Linked DNA regions of Homo sapiens: region 2 is linked to region 1. The links are chromatin loops, found by intact Hi-C in ENCODE. Cell type or tissue: Caco-2. All regions are shown on one strand. Links, peaks and the distances in the headings refer to the core of each region. The heading gives the core; the rest is flanking DNA. Region 1 holds the start of SPTSSB (serine palmitoyltransferase small subunit B). Region 2 has its middle 5.7 kb from the start of LINC02067.

What was found. Peaks named below come from ENCODE experiments on the same cell type or tissue, not always from the same donor. Only the 100,000 strongest peaks of a DNase experiment are listed, where the experiment ranks them.
Region 2: it touches region 1 in a loop (5-fold over the local background); 2 of 110 quality-filtered maps call a loop at or near these places.

What each region holds. Positions count from the first base shown.
Region 1 is chr3:161,366,391-161,380,618 of GRCh38, forward strand. It overlaps SPTSSB (serine palmitoyltransferase small subunit B), which reads right to left and starts at 5,127. Exons shown (of 3, transcript NM_001040100.2): 1 at 5,045-5,127. It overlaps LOC107986150 (a long non-coding RNA gene), which reads left to right and starts at 12,587. Exons shown (of 3, transcript XR_007096152.1): 1 at 12,587-14,228. RefSeq lists enhancers at 4,600-5,154, 5,155-5,709. In Caco-2, for the core only: no CTCF peak of the experiment used is centred there; DNase peaks (open chromatin) are centred at 5,321 and 6,671; H3K4me3 peaks cover 3,346 bases.
Region 2 is chr3:161,416,758-161,424,757 of GRCh38, forward strand. No RefSeq gene overlaps it. Among named protein-coding and RNA genes, the nearest start is that of LINC02067, 5.7 kb to the right of the region's middle. RefSeq lists an enhancer at 3,893-4,541. In Caco-2, for the core only: CTCF peaks have their summits at 4,164, 4,366 and 7,356 (motif pointing left); a DNase peak (open chromatin) is centred at 4,154; H3K4me3 peaks cover 206 bases.

The sequences.
Region 1 (14,228 bases), core at 2,101-10,100:
TTTTTCTGATGAAACAACAGCAAATATAGGCAGCAAAATAATCTTGGTGGTTGAAGCTAATGGCAAGGGGAAACCAAAGCTTCCCAGGGGAAGAGAGAAATTAACTGGGAGCTGGTAGTCCTTTTGGCGAGTTACAGTGGCCAGGTTTGTATGTGATTTTACATTTTTCTAATTGCATGATCTTAATTCCTAGTCTGATCTCACTATTTAAAATTGTAGCTCGTTCTTTTCTCTGTTTTATGTTTCTTCAGAGCCCTTATCTACATTATGTAATTTACTTATTATTATTAATGTTTGACATCTTGGGAATTTTTGTCTATTTTGTTTATTACTTATCCAGGGCCTAGAAGTGACCTGGTACAGGGTAGGTGTGCAATAATTCATTTATCTTTTTTAAAATCTGTTGAATAAATGAATTATTAATCCTGATGAAAGCAATATTTTAAAAGTAACTATAATCAAGTTTTTTCCTACATGTATTGATTTTATAAACAAATGGCTGGGCCGGGTGCAGTGGCTCACGTCTATAATCCCAGCACTTTAGGAGGCCAAGGTGGGTGGATTACCTGATGTCAGGAGTTTGAGACCAGCCTGGCCAACATAGTGAAACCCCATCTCTACTAAAATACAAGAAAATTTAGCTGGGCGTGGTGGCAGACGCCTGTAATCCCAGCTACTGGGGAGGCTGAGGCAGGACAATCACTTGAACCTGGGAGGCGGAGGTCACAGTGAGCTGAGATCACGCCATTGCACTCCAGCCTGGGCAAAAAGAGTGAAACTCTGTCTCAAAATAAATAAATCAATAAAAATAAAATAAATAAATTGCTGGACATTAAAAATTATTTTATATAAATCTTTTAATTAGAGAAAATATTACAGTGGACTTCTACAAAAGCTTTCATGGTCAAAACCCACACAAATCAGCATGATATGCTCCTCAAAAACATACACATGAAAGAATAAGCCTGTGCTGGTGAGAATGGAAAATCTTGAGGTTTCCTGAAGCCGGTAGACTTAAATCCCTAAAGCTAAGGGTATGGTTTGTTTCAGTGAACTAATAACTGTCTGGCAGCAAGGCTGAGGCTGCTTGCCACCCCCATGACACTCTGAGGCTCACTAGTTTTATATTTCCATTTCTGGACGAAGCATTATCATTTGATTTCATGGTTCTTAGTACAGGATCAGGCAGCTTGTGGGAACTCAAAACATAAAAGATGAATAGAGGAACATATTAATTATTTGGGAGAGTCTCCTGCATTTGAGGTTGTCGTAATCACAGCAGATGCTTTCTGACAATGACATGTTAGTATGCTGTGAAGACTTCAGTGGCTGCTCCAGCTTTTCCTCTTCCCAAGACTCTCTGGCTTTTAGGGCCAGTCTAGTGTAGGCAAAACTGGGTTAATCTGAGTAGAAGGCAAGTACACTTTTGGCTGAGATCCAGGTACCTTCCTCTCTCACCCAATGTGGGCCTGAACAAACTCAACCGCTGGCCTGAATCACTGATAAAGGACTAGACATATCTAGAAGTAGGAGGAACAAGTGGCCTCACAGGTCCTGGATTAATATAACGAATTGATGAGTCCAAAAAGATATAGCATTGCAAGCAAATTCTTTGTAGGACTATACTAATGACATTTGACTTAATTCTAAGTGGAGAAAAGTTTGGGCAGGCATGTAAACATATGTGAATCACATAGCTGTGTGACACCTGTGAAATTCTTAAATATTTCATATATTTTAATGTGGTCATTGGGGAAAAGCCTCACATAAACTATTGGTCAAATGGCACATGCGGATTCAGCAACTCTAAGTTTTAAACCCATTTGTTCTTTTAATACTCTGGAAAATTTTTTTAAACCGGCTTTATTGAGATAAAACTCACCATACAATTTACCTACTTAAAGTACACAATTCAGTGGTTTTTAGTATATTTACAGTATTGCAACCATCATGACAGTCAATTTTAGACCATTTGCATCACCCCAAGAAGACACACTGTACCCTTTAGTCACTCCCGTTTTCTCCCTAATCTTACCTTCTTTTTTTTTTTTTTTGAGACGGAGTCTCGCTCTGTCGCCCAGGCTGGAGTGCAGTGGCGGGATCTCGGCTCACTGCAAGCTCCGCCTCCCGGGTTCACGCCATTCTCCTGCCTCAGCCTCCCAAGTAGCTGGGACTACAGGCGCCCGCCACTACGCCCGGCTAATTTTTTGTATTTTTAGTAGAGACGGGGTTTCACCGTTTTAGCCGGGATGGTCTCGATCTCCTGACCTCGTGATCCGCCCGCCTCGGCCTCCCAAAGTGCTGGGATTACAGGCGTGAGCCACCGCGCCCGGCCCCTAATCTTACCTTCTACTGCAGCCTCAGGAAACAACTAATCTACTTTCTCTATAGATTTGCCTATTGTGGATATGTTATGTAAATAAATCATATAGTATGTGGTCTTCTTTCACTTAACGTAATCTCTTCAATGTTCATCCATGTTGTAGTATGTATCAGCCACATGATTTTCATTGCTGAATAATATTTTATCATTTCATTCCATACTACATTTTATTTATCCATTCATCATTCAATAAACAACTTGGGTTGTTTCAATCAGCTTCTTTGGGTGTTATGAGTAATGCCACTATGAACATTTGTGTACAGTTCTTGAACGGACATAAGTTTTCAATTCTCTTGAATATATGCCTAGGAGTGGAATTGCTTGATTATGTGGTAACTCTATTCTCAACTTTTTGAGGAACGATCAAACTCTCTTCTATAGCGATTGCACCATTTTCCATCCCCACCAGCAATACCAGCAATATATGACAGTTCAATTTTCTCTACATCTTCTCTAACACTTGCTATTATCTCTTTCTTTCTTTCTTTCTCTTTCTTTTTCTTCTTTCTTTCTTTTCTTTCTTTCTTTCTTTCTTTCTTTCTCTTTCTTTCTTTCTTTCTTTCTTTCTTTCTTTCTTTCTCTTTCTTTCTCTCTCTGTCTCTCTTTCTTTCCTTTTTTTTTTTTTTTTTTTTTTTTTGTGATAGCCATTCCGGTTGGTGTGAAGTGGGATTGTACTGTGGTTTTGATTTGATTTTCATTTCCCCAACCACTAATGGCTAGTAAACACCTTCTCATGTGTAAATTGGCTGTTTCTACCTGCTCTTTGGAGAAATGTCTATTCAAATTTTTTTGTCCACTTTTAAATGAGTTGTGTTCTTGTTGTTGAGTTCTTCATTTTCTGTCTTAAGAGTGGAGGATGGTTGGAGGAAGAGAGCCTCAGAACTCTCAGTTGCTCTTATCTAGAATAGAGCTCTGAAACACAAAGCTGGGGATGATGAGTAATGCTGGTGGCCTGCTTCTCTCAGGGTATACTGTAGACGAGGATCTAGGTTGAGAGGGGGCCCTGCGTTAGTGGCTGCACCCATCCTTACTGGAACATCATCACACTCAACTGGAGAGGGTGGGGAAATATATTGTGGTTCAAGCATCACAATTGTTTGCAGTTCTTACTGAAATATAAGAGATTGTCTTGAATAAATATTTTCTTCGTGCTGTATGTCCTTAGGACAATTACCAGGAACTTTAAATGGTTATTTATCTATAATTTTCACCAGTTATTGTTGTTTTTAGGGAGTGGATTTGAAAAGCTCTTCACATCACCATTCTGGAAGTGAGTCCCATTTGGATCATTTTTTATGAATATTTTGTTTCTTTTATACTTGGTGGTAAGATAGTGGCAAAACTCTCTTTATAATTAGCATAGTAGAGATAGAATTGCTGTACAATTATAAAGGGCAGTTTTTATAAAAGTATTTGCAAATTTACAGTGAATTAAGAAAACCAATGAGAGTTGAGGACTGGTTGATTTTCAACTTCAAATCGACTTTCAACTTCAAATCTAGTCGAATTCTAGAATGACCATGCTTTGTTTTGACAAATAATTTTTAATTTATTATCATTAAATAGTTGTAAATAAATATCTGGATAATGAGAGTGACAGTACATTTCATACTACAGCTTGTTGGTTTTGGTCTAGTTATCTATGTACAAAGCCTTCACAGCCCTTGAGAAAGTCACCGAAATGACCTGTTTTAAACAGCATAGGAATAATTCAGATGTGGAAATCAAGTTATTAAAAATTCAACACTTTTATGTATACATTTTAGAATTTCACTAGCAAAAATTACCATGTCTTTCTTAATTTTTGTCTAATTCAAAATAAGTACTGCACCACAAAATCTTTTTGAAAAACAATTTTCCCAACTCCCCTGATGCAGTTATTTGGACTTTGGGGCTAGTTCTTACATTTAACAATTCTTCAAACTCCTTATGTGATTGTGGACTGGGCTCATATGTGAATTGCCAACCAGTTGAATGTCACTTTAGTTGAAACAAATCTGGAGTCCAACTCATATTTAAAATGCTACTCTAAACATTTCCCCACCTTCTTCATCCCCATGGCAAAGTTAACTATTTAGCTAACTCTAGCTGGCTGTCTTTTGGTGAAGAAGTTTGGTTACTTATAAAGGATGACTTAAGTATCTTTGAGAAAATACATACTGCTTAATACTTACAAGAGAATGTTAAAATGTATTCCTTGTTGGAAATTCTTCACTTTTTGGCAGGTGACTTGTGTGTACTATTGCCTAAAGTACAGTAGTTTAAGTAGCTTATGGGCAGAGAGGGATTGTATAGGAGCACGGAACTAGGTAAAGATGAATATTTAAGAAGGAAACCAAGCACAACCCAATGATATTTTCCTGAGTCGTTAATGGACTACACGAAGGTAAATAGTGAAAATAGTAAAGAAATTTTCTCTTCTTTTAGTTTGGAAAGTTTCAGTGTTAAAGTTTGGCTTCTACTGAGTGAAACATCTTAGTTTCCCACATAGTGAAAGGTAAATGGAAAAATCCATCAATTCTGAAAATTGTAATGCAGTTAAATAATAAACTGATAAATTGCATTAAAGCTCAGTATTAATTTTTTCCTCCTATAGAGACAGGAATTCTATCCTACTAAAGCTACTTAACAGTTCAAGTAGGTATTTTGGAAGATGCTTACCTCCCAGTTGGGTGTATCTCCCTGCGGCTTAGGTGAGCGCCGAGGCTTTGGCTCCTCCCCAGCTGCTGCGAGCTTCCCACTGCGCCGGGCGCCTGGGAGCCTCCCGGAGTTAGGTGTTCGGCCCCGCCCTCAGGACTCTTGCTAAAACTCAAATTCTACCTGGCTAATTCCGGTGATTAATTATTGACAAAAGGAAAACACTCCTACGCAAACTTGTGTCCAACCGCACTGCTCCCAGCGACTCCTTCCAGAAGAGAATGCCTGCTGCAACACTCCCCTCCCCCCCTTGCTCTATGGTCCCAACTTCTCATACGCTGCCACTCTTAGTCCTGGGCGATCAGACTGGTCCTCGGAGGAATGCAGCCCAACGACTTCTACATTTTAAAATCTGGTTTTCTGCAGCTCGTTCGCAGTTCTCCAGGGACCAGCCTCTCGAGAGGGGGCGCTTTCCCGGTGCAGGGGAAGCCGGGGCTCCGAGAGCAACAGAGGCGGCTGAGGCGTCGCTGTCACCTCCGGCTGCTGCAGTAAAACCCCGAGCCGAGGCGGGGACGGGGAGGAGGGGATAGGGAGGCGCCCTCCCCCGCTCTGGGGCTGGGATCCCCGACTCTACTGAAGGGGCACGTCCTTTGGCGGTGGTAGAGGGGCGGGCGGATAAACAGGAGGTAGAAGGTGGGAGCTCTGGGGCTTTAGCCTAAGCTGCGTTAAAGCGCTCAGGGAAAGCCCGCGCCCAGCATCCATCGGGCTGCAGACTTTGGCAAGGGGGCGAAGAAGCCCGGGTGTAAGCGCAGCAGGACTGCGTCTGAAACTCGGCATCAGGCTGCTAAGTGAGCCCAGGGCTCGGGCTGGGGCAGCGGGCGGCCAAGCAAGCATCCCACCCCATTTATTTGTCAAAAACCGAAGAAAGCAAAGCCTTTTAGCACTGGCAGCTAATTTTGGTGCCTCTGAACGTGTGAAACGCCCCTCCCCGCCCCACTCGCATCCTGCCACCTTGCCCGCGGTAGCTAGGAGGTTAATCGTTAAAAAGGTGGACTCCCCCAGGGAAATAGATGAAAGGATCGTGCCCGGAGAACTTGTGTGTGCCCACTCACAAGTGCAGAGAATTAATCTCGGCCCGGACTGCGGCAGGAGGGCAAACTGGGGAAAGAAGGCTGGGAGGCGGCCCGGTGGTGCAGAGACGCGCGGCGCCTGCTCCCGCGGCTCCCGGGGCTGGCGTGCCCTGCGCTTACGCTCCGCGCTCGAATATCTTCCCCGGAGGGCTCGGGACCAGCGCGAGCACCTTCCCTGGAAGCCCACATCCATCACCCAGCGATCTCCTCTCCATCGAGAGCAGGGCTTGCTGAGAGTGGCGGAGGACCTTGAAGGCTCCCGGTTCTGTATCTCCGTGGCCGAGACGCTTTCTGCTCGAGGCCCAGGGGAGTCCGGGAGCGAAAGCCTCTTTTGATGAATGAGCATTTGGGCAGTATCTGCCCATCAGCCCCCACTGCCGAAGGAGGAGACACTGCACATGCTCGGCCAGGGCTGATTGTGTTAAAGCGCGAATTTTAGCTGCTGGCAGGTCTCTGCTCATCCTCACAACGCGCTTTCAGCGGGTTCCACACTGCCAGGGCTATTACGAAGAGGGAGGCTCACGTTATTGGGCGGTGGTGTCTCCATGCAGGAGGGAGGATGTCCCCAGAGGAAGCTAAAGGTAGATGGGGGCAGGGAAGGGAACCAATAGAAACAGAGCACCTGCTTGGGCCCGTGTTAGCCATTTTACGTAGTTATCATTTCCTTCTGCTCCCGTGTCTAAATAGCAGCAACCACTGCTAGTGTTATTTATTTCTTTATCACTTTATGTTGGTCACATTCCTTATCTTTTGGCTTCTCGCGACACACCTTGCAATATTGGCAGGGTAGATATGACCACTCAGGGCATGTAGATCAGGAAATAGAAACCCTAAGAAAGGACTTGGCGGGGACTACCAAGGCCATGTTGGTGAGGCCAATTCTATTTACACTGGTAAATCTTATTTTTCATTATCTATTTACCCCCACTTAGTTGTGACACTCCACCCTCCATACTGTGATTGCACATTTGTGGAAATATAGAAATAGACCTTCTTGGCAAAGGTTTGTGAAATGGATATGAGACCTTGCAACTACTCCAACTGGAGGTTGGGGGAAACTGGCACAGCTGGCAGATGTATTCAGACCATTAAAAATAATCTTAAATAACATACACGTATTATAACCACACACAGGAACATCTTTATGAATATCTTAGCACCTCCAAACGGAGAATACATATTAACATGTTTTCCATACAACTATAGAACATTCTCGAAACTTAACTAGATCACAAACTATAGGTCAACACTTTTATTTTTATTTTTATTTTGGAGACAGGGTCTCACTCTGTCGCCCAGGTTGGAGCGGAGAGGCACAGTCACAGCTCACTGCAGTCTCAGCCTCCTGGGCTCAAGTGATCCTCCCGCCTCAGCCTCCTGTGTAGGTGAGACTACAGGCACGTGCCAGTACACCCAGCTATTTTTTAAATTCCTTAGAGAAGGGGTCTCATTTTGATGTCCAGGCTTAGGTCAACACATTTTAAAAGGCAGAAGTCATACAGACCACATCATCCATCAAAATACAATAAGGATAAAATTAACAACAAACATTTACCCTGATTGATATACTATTGGAAATTTAAAGATGCTTTGAATCTGTATTAAAAAGCACAAATGGGAAAATTACAAACTCTTTAGGAACAGAAGAAAAACAAAAACCCTACATAACAAAATTGAGAGAATACAGAAAAGCCAAACAATCTATGAAATTACACACTAAGTGTCTTTATTGCAAAACAATGTACAAGGAGACTTAGAAAAAATTGTGAAAGAATTATGTTAACTAATAAAGATAACAGCAGAAAATAATAAAGTAGGAAAGTAAAAAACAAAAACAAAAATGAAAAAGGAGACTTGATCAAGAAAAGAAAAAAATATTCTCTGGAAAGATCAAGAAATAAATCTAGAAAAGATCAGGAAGCAGAGAAGATACAGATAACATTAGGAAAGAAAGGTGGCATACAACCACAGATAAGGAAGATATTAAAAAATTTAAAAAGCACCTCAATTGATATTTTTTTGTGCATGAGATGGCATCTTCTTTTGTTCTGATTACTGGAACTTGTGAGATAATAATTAGTTAGCACTACAGCTTGTGCAGAGGTGAATGAAATTTGAAGAACCAGGCAGAATTGTTAAGAATATAATAGTGTAAGAACATAAAGTAATGATAATTGTATCAACTGATCATTTTGAACCAGGCCTTTCATCATCAGTATCCTAAAGTTTCTATCGCATAACTAAAAAACACACTGCTGGAGTAGAAAACTTTCAAAAGTAATCATCACTAGTGTGTATTCCCCTAGGTAACCTGAGATGTTTGGAGACAGATATTATTGGGAAAGGAATGGGTCCACTTTGTAAAACTGTGTTTAGGTTTTTTTGGGATGTCTCTGGAGTCTACAATATCAGGAAGAAGAAAGGAGTTGATGGGAGAATCCACTTAAAATGACCCATAGTCAGCTACCCAATCTTTCATGCATTTGCTGAGAGTAATCTTACTTTTAGCAGATGAAAATTCAAGGATAAAATGTGAGTTTTTCTAAAGCTTCCAAACCTGACCATGGTGAAAAGAATATGGACTTTGAAGAAAAACAGCTCTGGATTCAAGTCCTAGCTCTTTCTACTAATCAGTTCTGTAGTCTGAGACAATTAGCTGTATCAGTATACTTGGTTTTCCCAATTATAAAGTAGGAATAATATTGACTTCATAGGGTTCTTTTGAAAATTAAATGAAATGTCATTTACAAAGTACTCATCATATGGTTCCTGCTGAACCCCGAACCCCATTCTGCCTTTCTTTATTGCCATCTTTTAGTAACTTCTCTTCTGGCTATTCACATTCCTTCCATTTTGTCACTGGGATGTTACCCCTTCTTCCCTTCCTTTCAGTAAACCATGCGCCTACTCCATGACTTACCAGCAATCAGAGAAATCCAAGTATCATTACTGAGTACCCTTGGGTTGCTTTGGAAAGATCCTCTTAAATCTAAAAATAACTTAGCCCCTTTTCTACAAGGTGTAAATGGCAAAAATGAGGCCTGCTTCTTCTTTCTTTCCTTCCTTCCTGCCTGCTCCCCCCTTTATTTTTGCTTACCACATTTTTTTTGAGTTCCTATGAAACTATGCATGAGCTACATTCCCCAACTCACTGATTCCTGTTTAACAAGTATGCATACGCTTAGACTGAAGTCTTTCACTGGGGAAAGACCCTAATCTTGAAACACTTGTAAAATTTAATGTTAGAATAAAGACCATATTATTAATGATCAGTAATGACAATCAGTAGTTTATTCTAAAAATTGGAAAAACAGCATTCCATTAAGGGACTTAATGTTGATGTCCCCATTAATCACTAACAAAAATAAGAGATTTATCAGAATAGGCACAAGTTTTTCCCTTAAAAAGCCTGTCCCCATCTACCACTATAGAGCTGAGGAGTAGCAATAAGACCAGTTTAACAAAAGATTTTCTGCATCATTTATTCTAAAGCAGTCTTTTAAAAACATTATTTCTATATTACATTATTATTACATACAACATCCATTTTGGTGTAGCTATATCTATTTGGGCAAGACAAAGAAGACAATGGAAAGTCAACAGAGTTAAGAGAAAAGAGTGAGGCTCCACTTAATTGTATTAGGTAATATCCTGGCTTAGCAACTCTTATCCTCTTTTATTGATCTCATTTTCAGAGGGGAAAAAAGAAATAAAATGAGTAATCCATGAGGATATTTGAAAGTATAAACAGAAATTTGAGGCAAATTTTATTTACTTTTTTTTGGTTTGCTTTCATAAGGTGCAGATTAACCCTTGCTTATTTCTTTTAAACCTTGTTATATTAACACTATTTATTTATTTTTTATGCCCTAAAGATACTACTACTCCCCCAGAGTAGAACTCTTCCTAACATTCAGTAGAATTTGAAGGGTATTTGAGGGAATTGTCATATGTTAATGGAGTTTACATGTTCTAACAGCAAGTAGCTATGCCCCTCTGGTATACTAGCTAACTTCTTAACCATTTTTAAATGTCCAGTGCAGTGGTATTAAATACATTCATAACAGTCTGCAACCATTACCACCACCTCTCTCCATAATTCTTTTCATCTTATAAAACTGAAATTCTGTACCCATTAAACAACAACTCCCCATTCCTCCCTCCATGCAGCCCCTGGCAACCACCTATTCTACTTTCTATCTCTATGATTTTAACTACTCTAACTGTTTCATATAAGTGTACTCATACAGTATTTGTGTGGCTGGGTATTTCACTAGAAAACTGTTCTCAAAGTTTATCCATGTTGTAGCACAGGGATCCCCAATCCCTGGCCCTGGACCAGTACCTATCTGTGGCCTGTTAGGAACTGGGCTGCACAGCAGGAGGTGAATGGTGGGCGAGCATTATCACTGGAACTCTGCCTCCCATCATCAGATCATCATCAGCATTCGATTATCATTGGAGTGCAAACCCTATTGTGAACTGCGCATGTGAGGGATCTAGAATGCATACTCCTTATGAGACTCTAACTAATGCCTGATGGTCTGAGGTAGAACAGTTTCATCCTGAAACCATTCCTCCCCTCCCCACCTCCCTGTCTGTGGAAACATTGTCTTCCATGAAACAGGTTCCTTGTGCCAAAAAGGTTAGGGACCATTGTTACAGCCTATGTCAGAATTTCCTTCCTTTTTAAGGCAATATTCCATTATATGTATACGACATTTTGCTTGTCCATTCATCTATTGCTGGGCATTATGTTGCACTCTTATGCTCAGTGATGCATCAGTAAATGAATTGGTTACCTGGAGTTAGAGGTTGTTCCAGGTACCTACATAACTGGACCATATCATGGTTAAACCTAAGATCTTGAATAAATTACTGGAATACATTTATCAATAAAGGAACGAATCTCACTTTCCTTCTGGCTGGTATAAGGAAAGCCCCATTAATAATCTTATAGTTATCCTTTTTTTTCCCTCAGAATAAGTAGGCAATTTTTTCTCTGTAAAATGGAAAATATTTTTCCCTTCACTGCTATATTGTTACAAAGATGCATGTGATATCCCCCATTACTATCAATTCTTTTGCTTTAGTTTTCCTGTACCAAAATAGAATTTTATTTTCTTCATTAATTAGTCCTTTGGATTAAAGGAAACAAAACAGACAGGGTGCAGTGGCTCACGCCTGTAATCCCAGCACTTTGGGAGGCCGAGGTGGGCGGATCACCTGAGGTTGGGAGTTCAAGACCAGCCTGACCAAGATGGAGAAATCTTGTCTCTACTAAAAATACAAAATTAGCCGGGTGTGGTGGTGCATGCTTGTAATCCCAGCTACTCAGAAGGCTGAGGCAGAAGAATTGCTTGAACCCGGGAGACGGAGGTTGCGGTGAGCTGAGATCGCACCATTGCACTCCAGGCAGGGCAATAAGAGCACAACTCCATCTCAAAAAAAAAAGAAACAAAACAGGAAAGTGGTAGTGACTTGAGTGTTTTAACTCTGTCAAGCTCAAAAGAAGATGAATAATAATGATACAGACAATAATGATGATAATGACTATCAGTTATTAAACTACTATCACAAAATTTTCACAAATAATCTTACAGCAAGTTTGGAGGGTAGGAGCTTTGTATCTCATTTTGTAGACCAAGAATCAGAGAGGTTGGAACCCTTCTAAAGTGACACAACTTTACGAGTTGGATACCAAAGACTTTTTTGTTGTTGTTGTTTTTGCTGTTTTTTCTACCCTTTACTATGTTAACTCACTTTAAATTATTTCTCCATGACTACTCATATATCACTTCTCCTGATATTTTTCTCAGAGAAGATGGTTGTGCTGTGCTAGTTAAAAGAATAGATGTTGGAGCCAGACCTACCAGATTTAAATCCTAGCTTTATCACTTAACTGTATGAATGAGGGCAACTTACTTAAACTCTCCTCAGCCTCAATTTCCTTATCTGCCATGAAGGATAAAAACAGTATTGAATTATTTTAGTTAGTATATCTAAGCCATTTAGAAGAGTAGGTGGCATTGAGCAAATGCCCTGTAAGCGTTCACTACTATTGTTTTGAGAGTTTGAGATAACACAGGTAAAGCAGTTAGGGCAGTATCTGGCCCCTAGAAAATGCTTAATGCTTCTATTTTACTTTTAAGTATGTTTTATTTATATAATAATAGTTTTAAAGTAGTTTTTCAGGAATACAATCAGCATCTTCTTCCTTCCCTCTCCCCTTCCCTCTGTCACTCCCTTTCTCCCCTTCTCTCTCCCTTTTGTCTTTCCTACCTCCCCTTTTGTGACAAGTGGCTATGACTTATTCAATTTGTGTGTGTGTGTGTGTGTGTGTGTGTGTGTGTGTGTGTGTGTGTGTGTGTGTATTTGAGATGGAGTCTTGCTCTATCTCCCAGGCTGGAGTCAGTGACACAATCTCGGCTCACTGCAACCTCTGTCTCCTGGGTTCAAGTGATTCTCGTGCCTCAACCTCCCAAGTAGCTGGGATTACAGGATTGCACCACCACACCCGCCTAATTTTTGTATTTTTAGTAGAGACAGGGTTTCATCATGTTGGCCAGGCTTGTCTCTAACTCCTGACCTCATGTGATCCACCTGCCTTGTCTGCCAAAGTACTGGGATTACAGGCATGAGCCACTGGGCCCAGCCTGCAATTGTGTTTTCTATGAACTATTTTTCAGTGAAATCCATTTATTTACCCTAATGTTCCAGACCAACAGAAAATACATTTACTTCAACATCACATATTCAGAGGCAGAACACTGCATTTCCCCCATCTCGTTAAAAGACTTTTACTAAAACAGTGGTTGATAAAAAAGAATCTTAAGGTTTTGAAAGTAGAGATTAGTTTAAAAAGAAAAAAATTCCAATTTATGAGAAAGAGAGATATTAATGATAATGACAGAACTCTCTATATTTGAACTACAGATTAAGTTGAAAGTGGCCGCAATTTTGATGATCCAACCATTTTACTTTGCGTTTTGACACGTGACCGTGTCTCTGCTCAGAACAAACTTACTTTGCCTGTCCTTGCTGAGAGATTTATTGCTTCATTGAAGGCTTTTGATTTAGCAACCATCTTCCCTAACTAGTTTTCTTATCTTGAATCACTTGGAGTAAGACTCTTCAGGTATGATGAATAGCTGTATAATGAGATGGAGAAGAAGCCGCCCCATCATTTTATATTTCCACTGGGTGAGTTGTCACTCACCTCCAGCAAAACATCTTTCTCCCTTATGTATTATGAAAATTCATAGCAACTCTAGCGTAGTGACATTTTGCTGTGGAGAATTTGGCATTCGTTGTGAAGGTATTATTTTAATTTCTGTCAAATTAAACTTTCAGGTCAGGGTTGCTATTAGGGATGAAAAGAGCAAATCCAGAATGAAAGTAAGAAGTAAGAAGATAAGGCAACAAGACAATTCAGATGTCAAGATTAAACAACAGGAAAAGAAGCCCATGGAAACAGAGTGGCAACTGGAAGTAAAACCATGGTCTTTCATGGATAGTTCTGTCCCAGTCTTCATCTCATCTAGTGATCTGTACTTTAAATTTATTTGATGACTTGGTGGGAGGATTCGGGGAGGTTAGAGAAGCATCTCAGTGGTTTTAAGTACATTCACAGGGTTGTGCAACCATCATCACTATCTAAGTCTACAACATTTTCATGACCTGAAAAAGAAGCCCCATACTTGTTAGCAGTCACTTCTCGTTCTTCCACCGCCACTGCCAATCCTAGGCAGCCATTAATCTACTTGCTGTCTCTACATATTTGTCTATTCTGGACATATTATATAAATGGAATCATACAATATGTCGCCTTTTGTGACTGTTTTATTTTACTTAGCATAATATTTTCTGCTCACTGTTGAGGAGGGCAACTGGCACATAGTGGGTGCTCAAAAAATATTTACAGAATGAAGAATAAGAAATGGAAAAGTTTCTACCTTCATGCTTGGAGTTGGGAGGTGAGTGGATCCATTCCCTACTCTGGTCATTCATGTTGTAATATGTATTAGTACTTCATTCCTTTTTATTTGCTGAATCGTATTCTATTGTGTGGCTGTCCT
Region 2 (8,000 bases), core at 1-8,000, 48 kb after region 1:
CTAGAGAGAACTATCTAGATAGCTGGTGGTACTGGTGGATGAACTTAATGGAAGGGGTATCGGGGGAACCTGCCCCCGATTTCACATAGGTTCTTTTCTATTTTCCCTAAGTGTCAGCTGGTTTGAGAAATAAAGGGACAGAGTACAAAACAGAGAAATTTTAAAGCTGGGCATCCGGGGGAGACATCACATGTCAGTAGGTTCCATGATGCCCCTTGAGCCATAAAACCAGCAAGTTTTTATTAGTGATTTTCAAAAGGGGAGGGAGTGTACTAATAGGGTGTGGGTCACAGAGATCACATGCTTCACAAAGTAATAGAATATTACAAGGCAAATGGAGGCAGGGTGAGATCACAGGACCACAGGACCGGGGCAAAATTAAAATTGCTAATGAAGTTTCAGCACGCATTGTCATTGATAACATCTTATCTGGAGACAGGTTTTGAGTGCACACAACTGGTCTGACCAAAATTTTTTAGGTGGGAATTTCCTTGTCCTAATAAGCCTGGGAGCGCTATGGGAGACTGGGGCTTATTTCATTCCTACAGTTTTGACCATAGAAGATGGCCACTCGCCGAAGTGGCCATTTTAGAGGCCTACCCTCAGGGATGCATGCATTCTCTTTCTCAGGGATGTTCCTTGCTGAGAAAAAGAATTCAGGGATATTTCTCCCATTTGCTTTTGAAAGAAGAGAAATATGGCTCTGTTCTGCCTGGCTCACCGGCAGTCAGAGTTTAAGGTTATCTCTCTTATTCCCTAAACATTGCTGTTATCCTGTTCTTTTTTCAAGGTGCCCAGATTTCACATTGTTCAAACACACATGCTCTATAAACAATTTGTGCAGTTAACGCAATCATCACAGGGTCCTGAGGCAACATACATCCTCCTCAGCTTAAGAAAATGACAGGATTAAGAGATTGAAGTAAAGACAGGCATAGGAAATCACAAGGGTATTGACTGGGGAAGTGATAAGTGTCCATGAAATCTTCACAATTTATGTTCAGAGATTGCAGTAAAGACAGGTGTAAGAAATTATAAAAGTATTAATTTGGGGATCTAATAAATGTCCATGAAATCTTCACAATTTATGTTCTTCCACCATGGCATCAGCCGGTCCCTCCGTTTGGGGTCCCTGACTTCCCGCAACAAAGGGGTAATGTGGGAGTGTGTGAGTTTTGGAGGGAAAGTGACACCCAAAACAAGAGTAGGGTGGTCTGGCTGGCTGGACATAGAATAGAAATGGGAGGTCAGGCACCATCGGGGTTGCCAATCTCCTGATCCAGCTGAGAAAGACCTGAGAGTTCCTCAGGCCCAGGTCTGAACATTAGTTGCCAGCCAGGTGCTGCAGTGATGAGGCAGAGGAGCTGGAGAGTGAAGAATGATGTGTGTGTTTGTATCCAGGTCCCAGTGCCATTCACTCAACTGCCATTTTGGAGAGAAGCAGAGGAAATGAAGGAAATTTAACATGCTCAGCTTTCTCAGGAAGCCAGAGTTAACCAAAGATGCTATTTATTTAATGAAGTTTATCGATTAGAATAAATTTGTATTTTTTCCTCTCTTGGTGGGGTAGAGGTCCACAAACAATATCAAGTGTTATAGAAAATAAACAAGCAAAGGGCTTTCTGTGCATAACAAGTGTGGGATGATAAAATTGGCAAGGCTGCTCTATAGGTGTTGTCCATTTACCCTGGGGCCTATGGATGTCATTTACATAACTGAGTTTTTTCATAGCTTCAAAAATTTCTAAGTTGTAAAACCATACAGTGAATTTAGAATGGTAGGCAAGACCACCATCATTTAGCATGGTAGACAAGGCAATATATCACAATTGTATTATTGCCATGTTAAAAGATTTTTGCAGTAAGAAGCTCTGCTCTGTAATTTTGGGGAGTGTAACTTCCTGTGGGGAGATGTTGGGTGCTGCTGGGATTTGGAACTCTCTAAATGGAACCTGAGAAGAGCTGGAGAAGGCTGTGGGGGCTCCTCCTTATTCTCCCACAGTGGACTTGCTGTTTGTCTTCCTCTTTCCACCTCCAAGTTGACTCTTCCCATCTTTTCTGTGTTCTGTGGTCCTTTTTTCCTTGTCAGAACTGCTAAGTGGGTAGACCGAGCCTGGGGACCCCAGAACAAGGACCTCTCAAGATCTTCCAAATCATAGATAACCACAGCTGTCACTGAAGACAGCTCAAAGCCACTTCTTGTGAGAAGAGTACATTTCTTCTATAACACCTGTTCTGAGTCCAAACGAGGATAATCAAAAGTCTGAACAAGCAATTTTCATTTGTTCATTTCAGTTTGTTCTTCAATGCTGCATTGCAAAGCAATGCTCTCCAATTTTTTTGTAAACTAGCATTTCTTTCTTTTAAGTGATTTTAGTTCCTTAAGGAGCCTTGTTTAGCCCAAGATGGAGTTTTCTCCATCTTTGCCCCCTGCCCATTGGCTTCACTTCCCACAAGAGGGGAGCACTCATCCATTCTCTAGACATGAAAATCCCTTTGAAGTGCTGTTTATGCATCTGTCATTCTCACTGTCAAGTTTGAGAATGCAAGTACAGTATTCATTCTGGCCCTGGTTGGTCGGGTGGGCCAGGGTCTGCAGCATGGAGGGTGTGCCTTGATTGGACGCCCTTCCCTGCTGAGTCCCCAAGACCTGTGCCATGGGATCCCAGGATGTGGTTAGAAGCCAGGGAGGTGGCGGGGTCCTGGGGTGGTGAAGAGCATGGAGTTTCTGTGTATTCCCAGCATGGCCTACTCCAGTTTCCCAGTCTTGAAACTGTGAACATTTGGGGCCAGATCATTCTCTGTGGTGGGGCCTGTTCTGTGCACTGTAGGATGTTGAGCAGCAACCTTGGCTTCCACTCACTCAATGCCAGTAGCACCTCCCTGGTTGTGACAACCACAACTATCTCCAGACATGGCTGAGTGTTGTCGTCACATGAGATACCTGGCCTGAGTGAGCAGCTGCTTACCTTCTTGTGTTGTTTTCAAGTCTGGGGAAAGGAGAATTGACCCCCTTGTGGGGATCAAGGCAGATGGATAAGGGGCAAAGATGGGGGAAACCCATGGGCTAAACAAAGCATTCTAAGAAACTATTGTTAACTATTTTTAGGTGTCATGGTTATGTTTTGAAAGGTCTTGTTGGTTGTGTTTAATTCCTTCATTGCGATAAATGTACTGTGTCTGTGTAAGACATTTACAATGGGGGCAACTGGGTGTGGGATGTTGAGAACTCTGCTATCTTTACCACATTTCTATAAAACTAGAATTATTCTAAAATAAAATGTTTATGTATAGAAAAAGAAAGTGCTGACCTTCATGGAGGAATTTCAAACAGCATTGAATCATGAGAGATTGTTGATGAATTTATGCCACTCAAACTTCACACACTGTCCTTCCACCCCATGAAACACAAAGTGTGGAGTAGCTGTTTATAGAGCACAAAGTAACCCACTGTTAACTAAGTGCTGAGAAAGACCCAGGCAAGAAAGAAAGGCAGACATGTTGAAATGCCCCTTTGGAAATTCATGGGAAAAAGAATCACAAATATTTCCCTCTCTACATAGACATCGATGGTAGTGAGGATATAGATAGTTTAAAATATCTTACTGATAAGGATAGCAAAATACATAGAAAAAAATATGAGTTTATGAGCCTGTGATTTTTTTTTATTTCAATAGTTTTTGGGGAGCAGGTGGTGTTTGGTTACATGGATCACTTCTTTAGTGGTGATTTCTGAGATTTTGGTGCACCCATCACCCCAGCATGTACACTGTATCCAATGTATAATCTTTTATCCCTCACCTCCCCCCGACCATTTTCCTGGAGTCCCCAAAGTCCATTGTATCATTCTTATGTCTTTGCATCCTTGTAGATTAGCTCCCACTTATAAGTGAGAACTCATATATAGAGTTGCCAAATGAAATTCAGGATGCCCAGTTAAATTTGAATTTCAGATAAACAACATTTTTTTTTTGGTATAAGTATATTCCTAATATTATGTGCTTGGTTCCTGTCAGCTTCAACACTCCTTTCTCCCTCTTCTGTTAGAATCAATTCACATCAGTTCATTTGCTTAACAAATATTTATTGAAAGCTGCTCTGCGTGCTGTGTTCAGGGTGCTGGGAAGAAGAGTAAACAAAACTAGCAGTTTCCTGCCCTCCTGGCGGAGGCGAGTAAAACAAGCAAATACACGCTCCATGGAATTTCAGGAATGGAAAGAGCATCAAAGAAAATGCAAACACAGAAACAAGAATGACAGGATGGTGGAAACGAAGTGAGGAACGCATAATTCATTTGCGGAGATGTCTGTGAGACGGTGACATTTCAGCAGAAACCAGAACCATGTAAAGTGTAAATCACATGGAGCTCTGGGCAAGTGTGTCCATCTGGTCAGAGGGAATAGCAAGTAAGTCCTAAATCTAATAAAATTCGAAATATTTAAAAGACATTGCCAGTTTTTAGAAGTGGTCTCTTTTGGCCCCCACCTGGCAGTCATTTTTTCATTGTCCATTTTCTGCAACAAATCAGCAGGGAACACAAGGGAACTGGGTAGCAGGCCTTTTCTGCTGCAGCAGGAGATATTTGGGGCAAAGCCCTGCTTGTTCTCATGGGAGAATTTTTTTGTGAAAGCCCCCACTGGATGATAAGAGCCAATATTCTCTGAAGCAGGTTTTATCACCCAGTGGGCTCCCCCATGCAAAACTCAGGTCAGGCAGCTGTGGGATGTGCTACCCTTTAAACAATGGAGAGTCTAGCAGTCAGGCTGCTACACAGTTCAACTCAATTAGTTAGATATGATATTAGCTTTAACATACACAGCTTCTATGAGGCATGTTTCCCCATAAAATACAGAATAAAGAGGCATAGAGTAACAGTGACTTTCTTTTCTTTTTCTTTTTGATGTTCAAAACATTATCCCATTGCTTTGTTAAAAATAGATATAAATGCAAACAAAAATGAACAATAAATATCATTTTGTATCTGTCAAATGAGAAAAATGTTTTAAAATCTTAATATCTAACACTGGTAAGGATGTGCTGATGCAGGCACTGGTGAGAGTAGAATTCTTTTTTCTTATTTACTCTTTTAAATTGAAAAATAAAAATTGTATATATTTATGTTGTACAACATGATGTTCTGAAATATGTATACATTGTGGAAATTCTAAATGAAATTAACTAACATATACATCACCTCACATACTTATCATTTGTTTGCGGTGAGAACACTTAAAATCTACTCTGTTAGCAATTTTCAAGTATATAATGCATTGCTATTAACTATAGTCAACAACCTTATTTTCTTAATCAAAAGTGCTCCACATCCCCTGGCTTCTGGGCCTTTGTGGTTGGCTGTGTACTAATGGTGGCTCACTCCCAGCTTCTGCACTGGATTTTTTCTCTGCCTATTTCAGGTCAGTGCTTTGGAAAGTCTTCCGTCTCTCCTGCAATCTCCACTTTTCCCTCTCTACTGCTAATAGCATAAAAGCATGCTATCACTTTTCTCATCTTTGAAAATGCTCCCTTTGAGCTCATATCATCCTCCAGCTGTTGCATCATTTCTAGGCTTCCCTTCTGTCAAAATTCCTTGAAAACACTATTATACTTGCTGTGTCCAGTATCACTCTTCATCTCTGTAATCTTGTCTGATCAGGCTTCTGGCCTCCCGCTCCATGAAATCACTCTTTATAAGGTTACCATGAGCTCCACACTGCTTAGGTCAAGGGTCAGTCCTTGTCCTCAGCTGTTGATGATAGATCACTTTCTGCTCTTCAGAGCAGCTGGCTTCTGGATACTTTATTCCTGAGTCTTCTCCTACTTCACTCAACACTCTTTCTTGGCTTTCATTGCTGGTGTCTCTTTCCCTTGACTTCTAAACATTGAATGTTCCAGGGTTGAGCTGTCATTCTATCTCTACATGGATTCTGATGTCTTCCAAATTTTGTATTTCCAACCCAGACCTCTTCTCTGAATGCCAGTCTCCCATAGGCAACTACCTATTCTTTAGGTCATCAGCACCACCCATGTCATCTGCCCCCAAACTCTTTTCTCTGTCACCATCACCTTGGTCCAAATCACCATAGTTTCTCATCTAGTTAATTTCAGTAGCTTACTAACTGGTCTCTCTGTCTCTACCTTTGTCCCTGTAAAGTCTGTTGTGGAAAGAGCAATCAGAATGATTCTTCTTTTTTTTTTTTTTTTTTTTTTTTTGAGATGGAGTCTCTTGCTCTGTCGCCCAGGCTGGAGTGCAGTGGCGCGATCTCGGCTCACTGCAAGCTCTGCCTCGCGGGTTCACGCCATTCTCCTGCCTCAGCCTCCCGCAGAGTGATTCTTCTTATGCATCCAGAAAATGTCCTGCCTATGCTTAAAATGCCAACTTTTCTCCATCTCATTCAGAGTGAAAGTCCAAGCCTGAGGCTGCCAAGGCCTTCCACCCTCCGGCCTCTTGTTCCTCCCCACTCCCCAACCCCTGGCTCACTTGTCTCAGTCACACTGGTTTCCTTGCTGTTTCTCACCAGTCAGCTCTTGCAGCTGACATCCCCTCCCTGCTTGGATTTGTCTTTCTTCAGATTGAAGTGACTCTCATCTCCCTAAGCTGTCTGCTTAGATGTCATCCACATGTGAAGCCTCCTTGGCCACTCCACTTAAAATGGTCTCCGCATGTATCTCAGTGTGCTATATCCCTTTTCCGGGCTTTATTCCCTCCTAACACTCCCAAGCCTGCCACACTCCAATGTGTATATAGGATGCGTGGATTTGTCTCTCCTTCATGTCCCAATCCTGTAACAAGTAAACTTCCTGAGGTCAAGGATTTTTGTTTTCTTCACAACAATATCCTTAGCACTCAGAAGGATACCCTGCATATCTTTATTGAATGGGAAGAAGAAATTAGGTTTTATCTTGTTATGTGGTAAGCCAAAGGCGCAAAATAATTAGAGTCAGGAATTAATCTGGTTGTCTTTAAAGAATGGCTTTTCAGGAGTCAATTGCTTTTCCTGTTTATGCTAATGGTTTATGAAGATTCTATTATAAATCATACTGCGAACATCATTCTAGAAATAATGATAATTTAAGTAAATGGATATAATAAAGAATGCTAATAGAGGCATAGTTTTCATTTGAAGTAATGATTATAATTATTGAAATTCCATTTGTACATTTTCATGTGTTGAAACAAATTAAATAGAAAATTTATAACAACGTAACTTTTATATAATAATGTGTTACATGCATAATGAAGTATTTAACTTTATCATCATTGCAAGTATTTTTCAGGAAGATTCTTCTAGTAAAAGTAAATTGAAATCTTGAGAGCTGTAGAAGCCAGAGAAATAATAGATGGGCTAATATTGCCCTCTGGTGGAAATATTGAGACATGACAGATTGGATCATTTATTAAAGACCATGCCTTTAGCCCAGAGAAAGCCCAGGAATTGAAAGTTTCCACTCTATTATGTGATCTTACAGTGTTGTGTTAAATTTTTTAATTTAATATTTAAAACCTGAATTATATTAGATAGAAGGCTTGAATAAGCAATGTACAAAAAATACATGATCAATCAACTTCTGGAAAAAGTGTTCAAATTTCATTAGCAATACAAAAATACAAAGTAAGAAAAGACTGATGTACTGTTTCATCTCTCAAATCAGCAGAAAGTTTGAAAACAAAGGGATAGTGTGAGCAAAAGGGCGTTCATATGGTTTGTAGGGACATAAAATGCTACTGCGTTCTCAATCTGGGGTTGTTTTGGTCGGAAGGCTCCGAAGATGCATAAAAATTTGAACATATTTGCCCTTTCCTGAGAAGAGATGCAAAATCCATCAGATTCTCAAAGGGATTCATTCTCTCAAATGTTAAGAACAAATGTTTAAATTATTTGGGAGAATAATTTGGCAAAATGTGCAAGAAAGTTATGCGTATGTGTATTCCAATATTGTTTTGAATGCTTAATCACTATAAACCACCTAAATATTCAACAGTGGGACATTTGAAATAAATCA